Linked DNA regions of Homo sapiens: regions 1 and 2 are each linked to region 3. A link is a contact called in ENCODE Hi-C or POLR2A ChIA-PET data. All regions are on one chromosome and are shown on one strand. Each heading gives the region's core, a stretch centred on a gene start or an enhancer-like site at or near the end of the contact. The rest is flanking DNA. Distances are from core to core; before and after follow the strand shown. Region 1 overlaps SLC35F3 (solute carrier family 35 member F3). Region 2 overlaps SLC35F3 (solute carrier family 35 member F3). Region 3 overlaps SLC35F3 (solute carrier family 35 member F3).

What was found. Hi-C counts contacts between places; a loop is a spot of excess contacts on that map. ChIA-PET counts read pairs that join two places held with the same protein, here RNA polymerase II (POLR2A). Pooled maps may share reads with other maps.
Region 1: a loop to region 3 is called in a map of PC-3, with 5 times the contacts of the local background. The contact joins two enhancer-like sites. A Hi-C loop is called at or near these places in 2 of 168 maps with a recorded cell type or tissue (PC-3 and transverse colon), 1 of 37 single-sample maps with no recorded cell type and 1 of 50 pooled maps.
Region 2: a pooled map shows a loop between it and region 3 (2.1-fold over the local background). The contact joins two enhancer-like sites. A Hi-C loop is called at or near these places in 1 of 50 pooled maps. POLR2A ChIA-PET finds 5 or more read pairs at or near these places in 2 of 52 experiments (H1 and OCI-LY7).

Annotation. Positions count from the first base shown.
Region 1 is chr1:234,044,798-234,048,756 of GRCh38, forward strand. The region is part of intron 2 of SLC35F3 (solute carrier family 35 member F3); the gene reads left to right. Among named protein-coding and RNA genes, the nearest start is that of SLC35F3, 140 kb to the left of the region's middle. Within about 2 kb of position 2,559, at least 2 of the 41 ENCODE cell types and tissues checked have a DNase peak (open chromatin) inside an H3K27ac peak, as active enhancers do; they include PC-3, where a contact is called at or near this core.
Region 2 is chr1:233,943,197-233,947,551 of GRCh38, forward strand. All of the region lies in intron 2 of SLC35F3 (solute carrier family 35 member F3), which reads left to right. Among named protein-coding and RNA genes, the nearest start is that of SLC35F3, 41 kb to the left of the region's middle. Within about 2 kb of position 2,580, at least 2 of the 41 ENCODE cell types and tissues checked have a DNase peak (open chromatin) inside an H3K27ac peak, as active enhancers do.
Region 3 is chr1:233,992,286-233,996,319 of GRCh38, forward strand. All of the region lies in intron 2 of SLC35F3 (solute carrier family 35 member F3), which reads left to right. Among named protein-coding and RNA genes, the nearest start is that of SLC35F3, 90 kb to the left of the region's middle. Within about 2 kb of position 1,551, at least 4 of the 41 ENCODE cell types and tissues checked have a DNase peak (open chromatin) inside an H3K27ac peak, as active enhancers do; they include PC-3, where a contact is called at or near this core.

The DNA of each region.
Region 1 (3,959 bases), core at 1,309-3,808, 54 kb after region 3:
AAGTTCTGATTTCCAATCCTGTGTTGATCATATGGGTGGTAGTTATCATATGTTTTTCTAAATGAAGCATTTACTTATTTAGGAGGCACCTAGAGAGTCAGAGCCCAGTCTCTGGAGGCCAACCGGTTGAGTTCAAATCCTGATTTGCAATTCTTTATATATTCTGAGTATTAAATCTATTGCCAGTTATCTGCATTGCAAAATCTTTACTCATGAGGAACCTTGAGTAAGTCTCCCTGTGCTTCAAGGTTGCTATGAGAGTTAAATTAATTAACATATATAAAGCATTTAAATAGCACCTGTCAGTAGAAGGGGTTTTGTATGTGTCTCCTATAGCTGAAGTGCTGGTTGCCTGCCTTCTAGAACTCATTCTCTCCCTCTCCAGACATAACCCATGTACTAAAAGGTGTATAACCTCATAGTTTATGTTTTCCTATATTTATCTTAGGGGTATATTTTTATAATGAAGTTTTCACAAATAGAATCAGATTGTATTTACCATGCTTCAGCTTGTGTTTCTTAGTTAACATTTCCAATATAGTTTAAATCTTATAATTATAGCTAATGTTTATGGAGAGCTTGCTATATGAAAGCTATGTGATCTTTATATAGCAATCATTTAATGTTCACAGTGGTGCTCTGAAGTAGGTGTATTACTCTGTATAGTCCTTGCTTTGCAGGTGAAGAAACTGAAGAACAGTAATCTTAAGTAACTTGCCTAAAGTCACACAGCTATGAAGTGCAAGAGCCAGCATTCTCAACCAGGCAGTCTAGCTCTAGAACTTGCACTTGTAACCACATGCTGTATACCTAGAATAAGATACAAAGAAGAGTACACAATAACGTATTATATGCACAAGAATCTACCACCTAGCTTAATCAAAACCTATTATTGTGCCACGTTCATTTTAAGGTTTTTTTTTTTTAAAGAAATAGAATATTACAGATACAATTGTGACCTTCTTCATCCTCAGGGGGAATTACTATTGTAAATTGTGTGTTTATCATTTCCATGCATATTTTTATGCTTTACTGCATATATGTGGATCCATTTAAATTATATATTGTTGTGTATTTTTCAAAATTTATATAAGTGCCACAAAACTGGAGTACCATTTAGCAATATCCTTGTTCAACTACTATTTATTATATTTATTCATGTTAATACATAGATATGCTAATATTCAACTACAATACTCCATTGTAGCTGAATAATATGCTATGTTTATCCTTTACCTGTTGATGGACATTTAGTTTATTTCTCACATTTTGCTACTGAAAACAGCACTGCAGGAAACATTTTGTATAGGTTTCTTTGTGCATGTATAACAGAGTTTCTCCAGAGTGTGTACAGCAAAGTAAAATTGTGAGGTCAGAGTTATGAGCATATTTGGCTTTTAAGAGCATGTTACACCAAATTAAATTTATTCTAGAAATGTGTAAGCAGTGTTTAAAGGCTCACTATTCTATATTCTTACTAACACCTGCTATTGAAGATTTTAAATACTTTTTCAATCTAATGCTTATGAAGTGGATGGTATCTTTTTATGGTTTTATTGAGTAATTTTCTGCTTTCTAGTGAGGGTGACCATATTTTCATATTCAAGTGTCCTCTTCACTAAATTGCTGCTCATTGTGTTCACTAACTTTTCAATTGAATTGTCTTTTCTGTATTGATTTGTAATTCTTTATATAGTCTGGATAAATCCTTCGTCAATTATCTGTATTGCAAAATCTCCCTTGCTGTGGTTTTTATTTGCACTTTGTTTGTGAGGTCTTTTTTGTTTGTGCAAGTTAATATTTATGAATGATTTTACTCATGGTTTATACTTTTTCATATATACATATTTCTTGTCTAAGAAGTACTTCTGTAGTCTGAGATTATAAAGATATTCTTCTACTATTTTGAAAATTTTAAACATTTCCTTTATGCATTTAGTTATTTAATCCCTGAAATTTGTCTGTAATGATAATAGACCTCTAATGCTAATATGAAGTACATCTCTAATTCTAGTTTTTTTCGGTATTAAGTAATCTCATTAACTGCAGTGCATCTTGTCAGTTTTCAAAATTTCACATACACATAGGTTTGTTTCTTTTACTATCCACTGAATCTCCCTGTAATTAAGTGCCACACAACCTTAGTTACTCTAGCTGTACTATAAGTCTCACTTCCTAACAGGTCAAATCCTCTATTTGGCTTTCTTCTTAGTCATGTCAAATATACTTGTCCATAGTTCTTTAATATTAATTTTAAGATGAACTTGTCAAGTTTTGTAGAAACGCTTTTTGAGATTTTGATTAAACATAGCTTACTTTTTCATATTCTTCTGAGGGAAAAGTCAACAAATGTATCATAATGAGTTCTCTAATATGTGAACATGATATGTCTCTCCATTTATTCATTTCCTCTTTTATGTCCCTTGTGATTGTCAATTATATGAGTCAACCTGACTGGGCCACAGGGTGCCTGGATATTTGCTCAAACATTATTCTGAGTGTGTCTCTGAGTGTGCTTTTTGATGAGATTACCATTTGACTTAGTAAACTAACAGTAGACTGAGTAAAGCAGATTGCTTTATTCAGTGTGGGTGGACCCCATGCAATCAGTTGAAAGCCTGAATAGAAAGAAGGCTGACCCTTTTACAAGGAAGAGGGAATTCCTCTTGCCTGACTGCTTCAGCTGGGATAACAGCTTTCTTCCTGCCTTCAGATTAAAATTGAATCATTGGTTCTTCCTGCGTCATGAACTTACTGGCCTTTGGACTATAATAGAACTATACCATCAGCTGTCTTGGGTCTCCAGCTTGTCAGCTGAAGATCTTGGGACTTGTCAGCCACTATAATCATGTGAGTCAATTTCTTATAAGAAATCATACACATACACACACACACATACATACACACACACACACAGGATCTGTTACTCTGGAAAACTCTGACTAATATAGATTTTGGTGGAGATGGGGTGGTTGAAGGAGTTTTGAGGACCATGCTAGTAAAACATTAGATTACTGTGAAGGGACTGTTGATAGAAATATGGATGTTAACGATGATTCTGGTGAGGGCTCAGAAAGGTAAGAAGAGAATTGAAGAGAAAGCCTCCATCTTCTTAGAAAATAAGTGAATAATCATGAACAGAATGTTGGTATAGGTATGGACAATACCTATACCATTCTGGTGCCATTCTGGTGGTCTCAGACAGAAATGGGGAACAAGTTATTGGAAATTGGAGGAAAGATGATTCCTCTTATAAAGTGACAAAGAACTTCGCTGAATTGTGTTCTAGTGGAATGCAACTTAGTTGCAAGCAACTAAGTTGGATATTTAGCTGAGGAATTTTCTAAACAAAGTGTTGAAAGAGCAGCTTAGTTTCTACTTAGTGTTTACAGTAAAATGTGAGAGAAGAAAGATAAATTGAAAGAAGTGGTAAGCAAAAGGAAACCAGAACTTAAAAATTTGGAAATTTCTCAGCATTTGTATGTTATGAAAAATGAGGAAACATTCTGGAGAGAACAACAAAGATGTGGTTGGACAATCGCTCCATAAAGAGGTTATCCATGATGTTAATGAGCCATCTCAGCAGAAGCCAGGGATAGAGATGAGATTATACTGGCAGAGACACTGTCAGTATGGACCAAAGGGGACAGTGTTAAACAGTAGAGCTGTTTGGTTGTGAACATGCTTCATCCTGCAAGAAAAGGGAAGAATGACCTGAAGGTGAGCCAGAGATTATCAGGGCTACCACTTCCACCATGGGATCATGGGTCAAAACTGCCTCTACCTCATTTTCAAAGGCTAGGGCCACTACCACAGTTTCACTGGCCAGGCCGCATCACCTGGAGCCTTGGGAGCAATGCCACCTAGTAGCTTGGGGTTGGAACCACCTGGCATACATTCAGGGGTGGGACCATTGCCCCAGTGGGTCTGAGAGGCAGGAGCAATTTTCCATTGGGTCC
Region 2 (4,355 bases), core at 1,330-3,829, 48 kb before region 3:
TATGAAACAAGGTGATTTACCTTATTTGGCTTATAAGCTAATTCAAAGAGTGGTCTATAGGTGTCCATCAATTATCAGTAATCCAAAGGGAATTTGGTAATTTTCTGCAGGGAAAGTGGTGAAATAATCTTGTTCACAGATATTTCCCTAATTTTAAAGTAAGATTCCACAATTTTGTTCTTTATAGCTCAGTCAATACACAAATCATGTTTTATTAACAAGATGCAAGTAGCTTTGCCCAATATGTTTATGTATCATGTTCCAGTTATTACATCTACTAAGTTTACACTTTTCATTGTTTCTGTTGTGTGATATTACATTCCTGGTATAAGAAATGGATGAGTGTTGCAAATTTGATTCATCAAAGTGTAGGCACAGGAATAAAAGGGTAATAAAAATATTTCGGTCTAGAACAACCCATTGAATTTAAAAATGCAAAGGACTCCAGTGTAAATATGGAATAAATCCATATGGGCTTGGCTATATATATCTGGTAATGTGATCACTTTGAATAAGGAAATGAAAGGAAAGGTGTAAAAAGATAAACCTTGATGAAGATGTTTGAAATGGAAAGTTATTGGATAACACATCCATTTGCCTGTAGCCACAAGTGTGTTGTGATGCAACTTTATCAAATATTGAGGTTTAAGGAAATAATCAGCTTTAATTTTTTATTTTTATTCCTTCATTCTTCTTTGAGGTTTCCTTACATGGAAATTGAATAACCTGCTCCTGAATGACTTTTGGGGAAAAAATGGAATTAAGGCAGAAATCAAGAAGTTCTTTGAAACTAATGAGGACAAAGATACAACGTACCAGAATCTCTGGGACACAGCTAAGTCAGTGTTAAGAGGGAAATTTATAGCACTAAATGCCCTATCCAAAAGCTAGAAAGATCTCAATTTAACAACCTAACCTCATAACTAAAAGAACTAGAAAGCCAAAAGAAAACCAACCTGAAAGCTAGCAGAAGATAAGAAATAACCAAAATCAGAGCTGAACTGAAGGAGATTGAGACACAAAAAAACATCCAGTAGATCAACAAATCCAGGAGTTGTTTTTTTGAAAAAAGTAATAAAATAGACTGCTAGCTGTAATGTTTTAAAGCCTTCTCAGTTGAACACTTGCTTCATTTATTTCTAAATTTTATGGTTTAATATATATATGTATATAAGGCTGTCAGTACCAGTTTAATTGTATTCCAAGTTTTGATGTGTAGTGCTTGTATATGCATACAATTCTCAATATTTTCTAGTCATTTTAGTTTTCAGTTTAGTTTTAGTTTCTGGGTCAAAGCTTCTACATCTAGTAGAGGGTGTGACAACTGCAGCTCATATCCATCGAAGGTGCAGCTCGGGAGTTCCGGTACCTCTGGATTGACTGTGTTTTTACCCATTGGCTGAGGCAGACATCCAAAGCCTGTTTTGGTCAGTTTCATAGAAAGCACACTGACTTCTAGTAAACCAGGTATTTCTAGAGGAACACAGGATAAATGTTTCTGGTATGAAAGGGTTGGATTTTGTTGCTAACAGCAGAGGAGAAACAAAAAGCTATAGAAGAATTTAAAGTGCCCTGCTTGTTGCAGAAACTGGTACAAGTCTATTGCCAAGAAGCTTGTAAAACCAGCTGCAAAGTTAATGATAAACGATGCTCTTACGATTGTAGAGGGGACGGAAGGGACCATGGCAACATTCCTTAGTTAAATGACACCGATGGAACCTGCATGATATCTGTAGCATATAATTGGAAGAACAATTGCTATTGGTTGTGCATCCTAGGAGGTATTTTGTTTTGCACTTGGATGAAACCACTGGTGTGCAAAGTGTGAATTAGTATACCTGTGAGCATATATGAGAGGCTAAGGCTTGGTGGATTTTTGTTGTTCTGTTCATAATTGAAAATCCATACAAGGAGAAGAGAATTTTCATTCGGTTAGTGATCATGTTGTGAGCCCTGACGTCAACCAGAAAAGGTGATTCAAAATCAATATTGATGGAGCACCAGTGAAATGTACAAGCAGAAAGGGCACTGCTATTTGAATAAAAGCCTTTGCTCCTGAAGGCCAGGCGGCATGCAGCCTCACTTACAGAGCACAGTTGGAAGTCCCCAGTATGCCTCCAATTGTAATTCAGCACTAAGGAAATAGTGGAAATTATTAATTCAGCAACATTATAACAATAAGTGTACTTCTTTTCAGAGGATTTTTAAGAAGCAATAAGCTGCAAGTACAAAACTGTTCTTCCACAAGGATGTGTCTGGTTATTGAAGGAAAGATGTTCTGTAATGGGGATGAAATGAAATGTTTCTTCATGGTATCCACAGCATCTGGAAAAGGTTCCTATGATTTTGAGCAAATTGTTCAGGTCACATATCTCAGGGATGTTGATACAGTTTGGCTGTGTCCTCACCCAGATCTCATCTTGAGTTATAATAATCCCCATGTGTCAAAGGCAGAGCCAGGTGGAGATAATTGAATCATGGGGGCGGTTTCCCCCATACTGTTCTTGTGGTAATGAGTAAGTCTCACGAGATCTGATGGTTTTATAAACAGGAGTTCCCCTGCACAGGCTCTCTGGCCTGCTGCCACATAAGATGTGACTTTGCTTCTCATTCACCTTCGACCATGATTGTGAGGCCTCCCCAGCCATGTGTGACTGTGAGTCAATTAAACCTCAGCAATCTCAGGTATGTCTTTATTAGCACAGTGAGAACAGACTAATACAGATACATTCAATGTTTTAAATAGCCAAAAGCTACCACTTTGGGGCCAAACTATGATAACTTTTAAAGTGGAAGATAGACTTTCAGAACTTCTTAAAGAGACCAAGCTGGTACATACAATTTGATTGCTAAATATTTGATTCTTTCCCAGTAGTCACTGGTTTTCTTTAATAGTTGAAGTAAGAAATTTTTGACTGTACAAATACTGCAACTGACCAGGAAGAAATACTTGACAGAGCCCAGTGCGGAAAAGAGTGCTGGAGCAGTCACGGTGTACAACTGCTCAAGCTTTAGCACTTGAAGGGCACTGAAGATGCTGTTGATGTAGCATCTACTGAAGCAAAGATTTCTTCAACAAGATTCTTTTATCTCCCCACAAATTCAGGATACATGTTTCATCTGAATATCCAGAACTCAGACAAAGCCAGCCAACACTGGCTCATGTTTCAAATGGCCTATAATTTTGTTTGGACTTACTAATAGAATACAAATAAAAATTAAGAAAAGATATCGAATGAATATAATCCAAGCTCTCTGTCTTGGAACCAGATATACTTGTGAACAGTTGCAAATTATCCCATTGCTGTGAAACAATTACTATTGTCATTTATAATGTTTTCTTATTAAATTTTTTTCTTATTTAAATTTTCTTATTTAAATTTTTTGGATGAACTTTTAAAGACGATTTATGTAAGACCAGTGGTGTACGTGCCAATGCTTGTTATGGTCAGTGGATGTTGAGAATTTGGAAAGCACTGCTCTGAGGCCCTTCATGGAGGAGAAACGTGTGTTGGACAATGGTAACCACTGAACTGACTGTGCGTGCACCTGAGGTGAAATGGGCACTGCATTTAGAAGTGCAAGTTCATGTGTAAATGGTGAAGATGACTGAGGAAACAGAGCAGGAGAACCTGTGTTCTAGTCATTTCTGCCACTGCCTGGCAGACAGGAATGTCACCTAGGAATGTGTGTGTGACCCAGGAATGTCACTCATCCCTTCTGGTCTCAATTTTACCATCTGTGAAATGGGAGAGCTGGATTAAATTTTGGGCAAAATATTCAAATGTCATTGATAGATAAGCAAGTAAAATAAATGACTGAAGTGGGTCATTTGGGAGCAGTGGGTCACCTGCTTCTGCCATCTGTTACCATGGATAGATCTTGGACTTTTTCAAGAGAAACTTAAAATTAGGATTTCTGGGTAAAAACTCCTAAATTTTAATATTTGCAACTAATTCAAGTTTTTAAAAGCTAGTTTAAAAAACCCACTGGGCTAAAAAGAATACTTCTGTGGGCTCAAGGCTACTTGAGATTCACCAACTTCTGATTTCTGATATATAATCCTAAAAATCTATGCCACATAGGGCATATGTCCATACTCCCACAGGGCATATGTCCATACTCCCTGAAACAGTAAGAGGGAGGAGAGAGAGAGAGAGAGAGAGGAAGAAAGAGAATGTGTGAATGTGTAGCAAGATGATTTATTCTTAAGGCTGAGAGCCAAAAAAAGAGAAGTCTTAGTGGGCATTATCAAAGTTTGTTCTTCCTCCAGCCCCATCTTCGATCCTGCTGGGACTCCCAGGAGGGATTTCCATGTCAGTCTCAGTGCTTTGCATTGAGGTCAGCGTCTTCTC
Region 3 (4,034 bases), core at 301-2,800:
TTCTGTGTTGGTATTAAGAACACCTCAAGCTGGGTAACTTATAAAGAGGTTTATGTAGCTCATAATCTTGCAGGCAGGGAAGTTCAAGAGCGTGGCCCTGACTTTTGGCAAGGCCTTTCTTGCTGCATCACATCATCTCAGAGAAGGTCGACGGGGAAGTGGACACATGTCAAGGGTGGAAATATTGAGGGGTGTCCTGGCTCTGTAACAACCCACTCTCTTAGGAACTAATCTGTTCCCATGAGAACTAATGCAGTCTTGCAAAAGAGAGAACTCACTCACTACCTCGAGAATAGCACCAAACCATTCATGAGGGGTCTGTCCTATGACCCAAACACTTTTCACTAAGCCCAGTTCTCAATGCCATCACACTGGGGATCAAATTTCAACATGAGTTTTGGTGAGACAAACACACTATATCCAAACCATAGCACCATTGTTAACAATCCAAATATACAATGATTCTTACAAGAGTTCATCTCGATGGGGAATGTAGCAGGGACAGGGATTATTACAAGAGCATCTTAGAAAAGAGAGGGCATCTGGAGTGAGATGTGAAGCAAAGGAGAGAAAACAGAAATGGAAAGTGGGAGGGCAGCCTGTCTGAAAGGGAAAGTGGGAGGGCAGCCTGTCTGGGCCCCTGTGGCAGCTCCCAAAAATCATCTCCCACAAATGCTTACCCTCTGTGCTGTAGATGCTTCCCAAATACACTTTGTCATTTGAATGTACTTGAAATGCCCGTGCCTTGCCTAATGCTCCCTTTGCTCTTCATGTTGCTCTTCAAACTGACTTCCATGGAAGAAAAAAAAATCCAGAGGGTACAATTAGCTGTCCACCGTGCCCGGCTAATTTTATATTTTTAGTAGAGACGGGGTTTCACCATGTTAGCCAGGCTGGTCTCGAACTCCTGACCTCAAGTGATCCACCCAACTCAGCCTCCCAAAGTACTGGGATTACAGATGTGAGCCACCGTGACTGGACCAAACATTTTTACTGAGCTCTCAGTGAGCATGAGATGGTCAGTTTTGCTGGGCTGGTGGTCCAGGGAAGTAGAACTCACCCTTGGAAGAGAAAGCGATATGCTGAATGGGAAGATCTAACTTCCTTAACCTCGTGAGAAACTTGCTTGGAAGCCCCAGCTCACTAGCTAAAACTCACAGCTTTCTTTATGATAGATTCATCAAAATTCTCTTTTAAATCTGAAGGGCATCATATAATAAATTTTTCTCATACAACTAGCCTTTCTTAGGTAATCAAAGACCTTCAGTGCTAAGGGCCCATTGAGGGGCTCTCTGCTCTAATACCCTCATTTTACAGCTGAGGAAGCAGAGATCCAGGCCATTAAACGATGCATCTAAGATCACACGGATCTTAGGGGCAGAGTCGAGCCCAGAGCTGGCCTTTTGAAGTCTAGTTCAGTCACTATTCTCAACAACACCTGACCTCCTGAAATCTCGGATCCTGGACCTGAGTCAGCATAGAGTTCATCTGCACTGGTGACTCTGTATCTGTTCTCAGCTCAGCTAATACCTGGGGAACGATTAATGGCTCTTCTCAAAACCATGGTCCCTAATTGTACCTCTCAGGAAGTACAGATGACTCAGCTGCCCAACCTGCCGCATGCTCAAATGAATCAGAGTGAGGTGTTTTGAGCAGTTTCATTGTGTGAAAAGACTGTCAGTTGCCTGGTTACCAGAGTGAAAAATATAAAGTAATTGTGCTTCTCTATAGCCATGGGGGAAAGGTATTTAATTGTCACCGTGCAATCTGAGAATTAGAGTCAAAGGCCAAGTTCCTGACAGATAGATTTGAAACATTTGTTACTTTCTGCAGCTTTGTCTTGCCGTGTTATTGGCATAGGTCATGCAGAGACAGGCCAGTGGAGAAGAGAGTAGCAATTATATTAATGATAGATAGATAAAATCGTATGAGCCCTTACTATGGACTAGGTAGGATCTGAGTACATGATCTTTGAAACTTTATAAGAAGTTTTTGAGATAGGTGCTCTTATTATGCCCATTTTACAGATGAGGAAACTGAGGATGAGAAAGGTTATCCAAAATGGCAGACCTCATAAGAGTGCATAGGGTAGGAATTTATACTCAGGTTGCTACAACTCAAGAGTGCAGCTCCTAACTACAACCCTATTCAGCTTCTCTGTAAATGTCAGAGTGTGGTGTGTATCAGCCAATCCTCCTGTAGGAACACCGGCCTGTTTTCTAAATGCTGGATACTGGTTAAGTTGTGAATCAAAGCAGAGGCAGTCTGCCTTGTTCCTTCTTGACTTTCATTGGAAGAGCCTGCTCAGCCCAAGGGAGTTAATGAGGCTTCCCTACCCTTCTTTCTCCTTATTCCAGAATGCAGCCAAGGATTACATCTAGAGAGGTTTCCTGGTATAAAAGTATTTTATGGAAATTAAGTGATTGGGTTGTAGCCCAGGCTTAACCACTGGCTCTCACATGACTTTGGAAAAGGCGGTTCCCCAGCCCTCAATTTCCTCATCTCTAGAATGGATTGTTGAATAGGCAGTTTCTAAGTTTTTCGAGCTCTTAAACAAACAAGAAAAAAAAAAACCCAAACCAAAATACTCCAAAATTTGAAATTACATCATAACCTGATGGGAAGAACACAGATTCTGGAGATAGCTCACCTTGGTTTGAGCCCCAGCACCTTCACATCTTGTGTGAATTTTATTAAGTTAATCTTCATAAACCTCAGATATTACATTTGTAAAAATAGAGTGATCTACCTCATAGAGTCATTAGGAGGATTAGACATGCTACCATGTGTGCAATGCACAGCACAATGCCAGCTACAAGTACATAAATGTCCAATAAATGTTAACCGTCATCAACATCATCATCAATGGGAGATATGGGATTAAAACTAGTCTAGAACTCAATACTAAGTATATGTGTAAAACATATCCTTGATCAAATACTGACATACACATTTTTCCAGAGGACAGAGGCAGATATATAGGTCTGGAGGTTCATGGAGTGGGGATTTGCCATTAGTGCTTCTGAATGAGGGCAGAGAATGGTTTGTTGTGAAGGAGATGGCAGGAGAGTCAGGCATGATTGCAAGCTGTGGAGATAGAGGGTGGGAGCCCCTGGCCAGATGGATAAACCTGAGCCTGGCTGGCGTTTCTGCCTGTATATTCCCATATTCATGGGCGAGCATTTATTTTAAATGAAGTGTTAAGGATGCCTGATCCCTCCACTTGTGTTAAGACTGATTACTGATCTTTGATGGGAAAGCTGCTTTGATCTGTGATAAAGTCAGCCAGGCAGTCAGCATCCCAAATTGCTTCTACATATTTTCTGATGACTTCACGCGGAGGCTTTTCTTGGACAAGTCTCAGTATAACAACAGCAGCAGAGGAGAGGAAGGCAAAGGTCCCTGCTTATCCCTGGTAAACAGCACGTGTCTCATGGCATGCATCTGGGCACCCCATTGTTACAAGTTCAGCAGCCTTCAAAAGTCAGTGAGCCTGTGGACTACATCCCTCCTGCAGCAAGGAGGCAGGACTGTAACGGGTGGGACCTGTGCCTACTGCTAAATCAAACATCTGCAGCCTCTTGGTTAACCCCCATTCTAGTATATTTTTCTAGCATTTCTTTCTGGCTCCTTTAGGATTAGCATAGCTTGAGAGAAGAGGAAAGCAAAGTTTTTCTTATCTTTATTCTGAGTGCCTGGCAGACTTATCAATTGAACAAAATTGAATTGTCCTCAACTGTGGGCATTTTATTGACATCTTTGAACAGTTGGAGCATTTTATTAATATTTTATATATATACACAGTTGGCACTCCATATTTCTGGGTTTCACATTCATAGATTCAACCAATCAAGAATTGAAAATATTCAGGAAAAAACGGTTAATTGTGTCTGTACTGAACATGTACAGACTTAAAAAATTATCGTTGTTCCCTAAACAATACAGTATAACAGCTATTTACATAGCATTTACATTGTGTTAGAGATTATAAGTAATCTAGAGATAACAAAGTATATAGGAGGATGTGTGTAGGT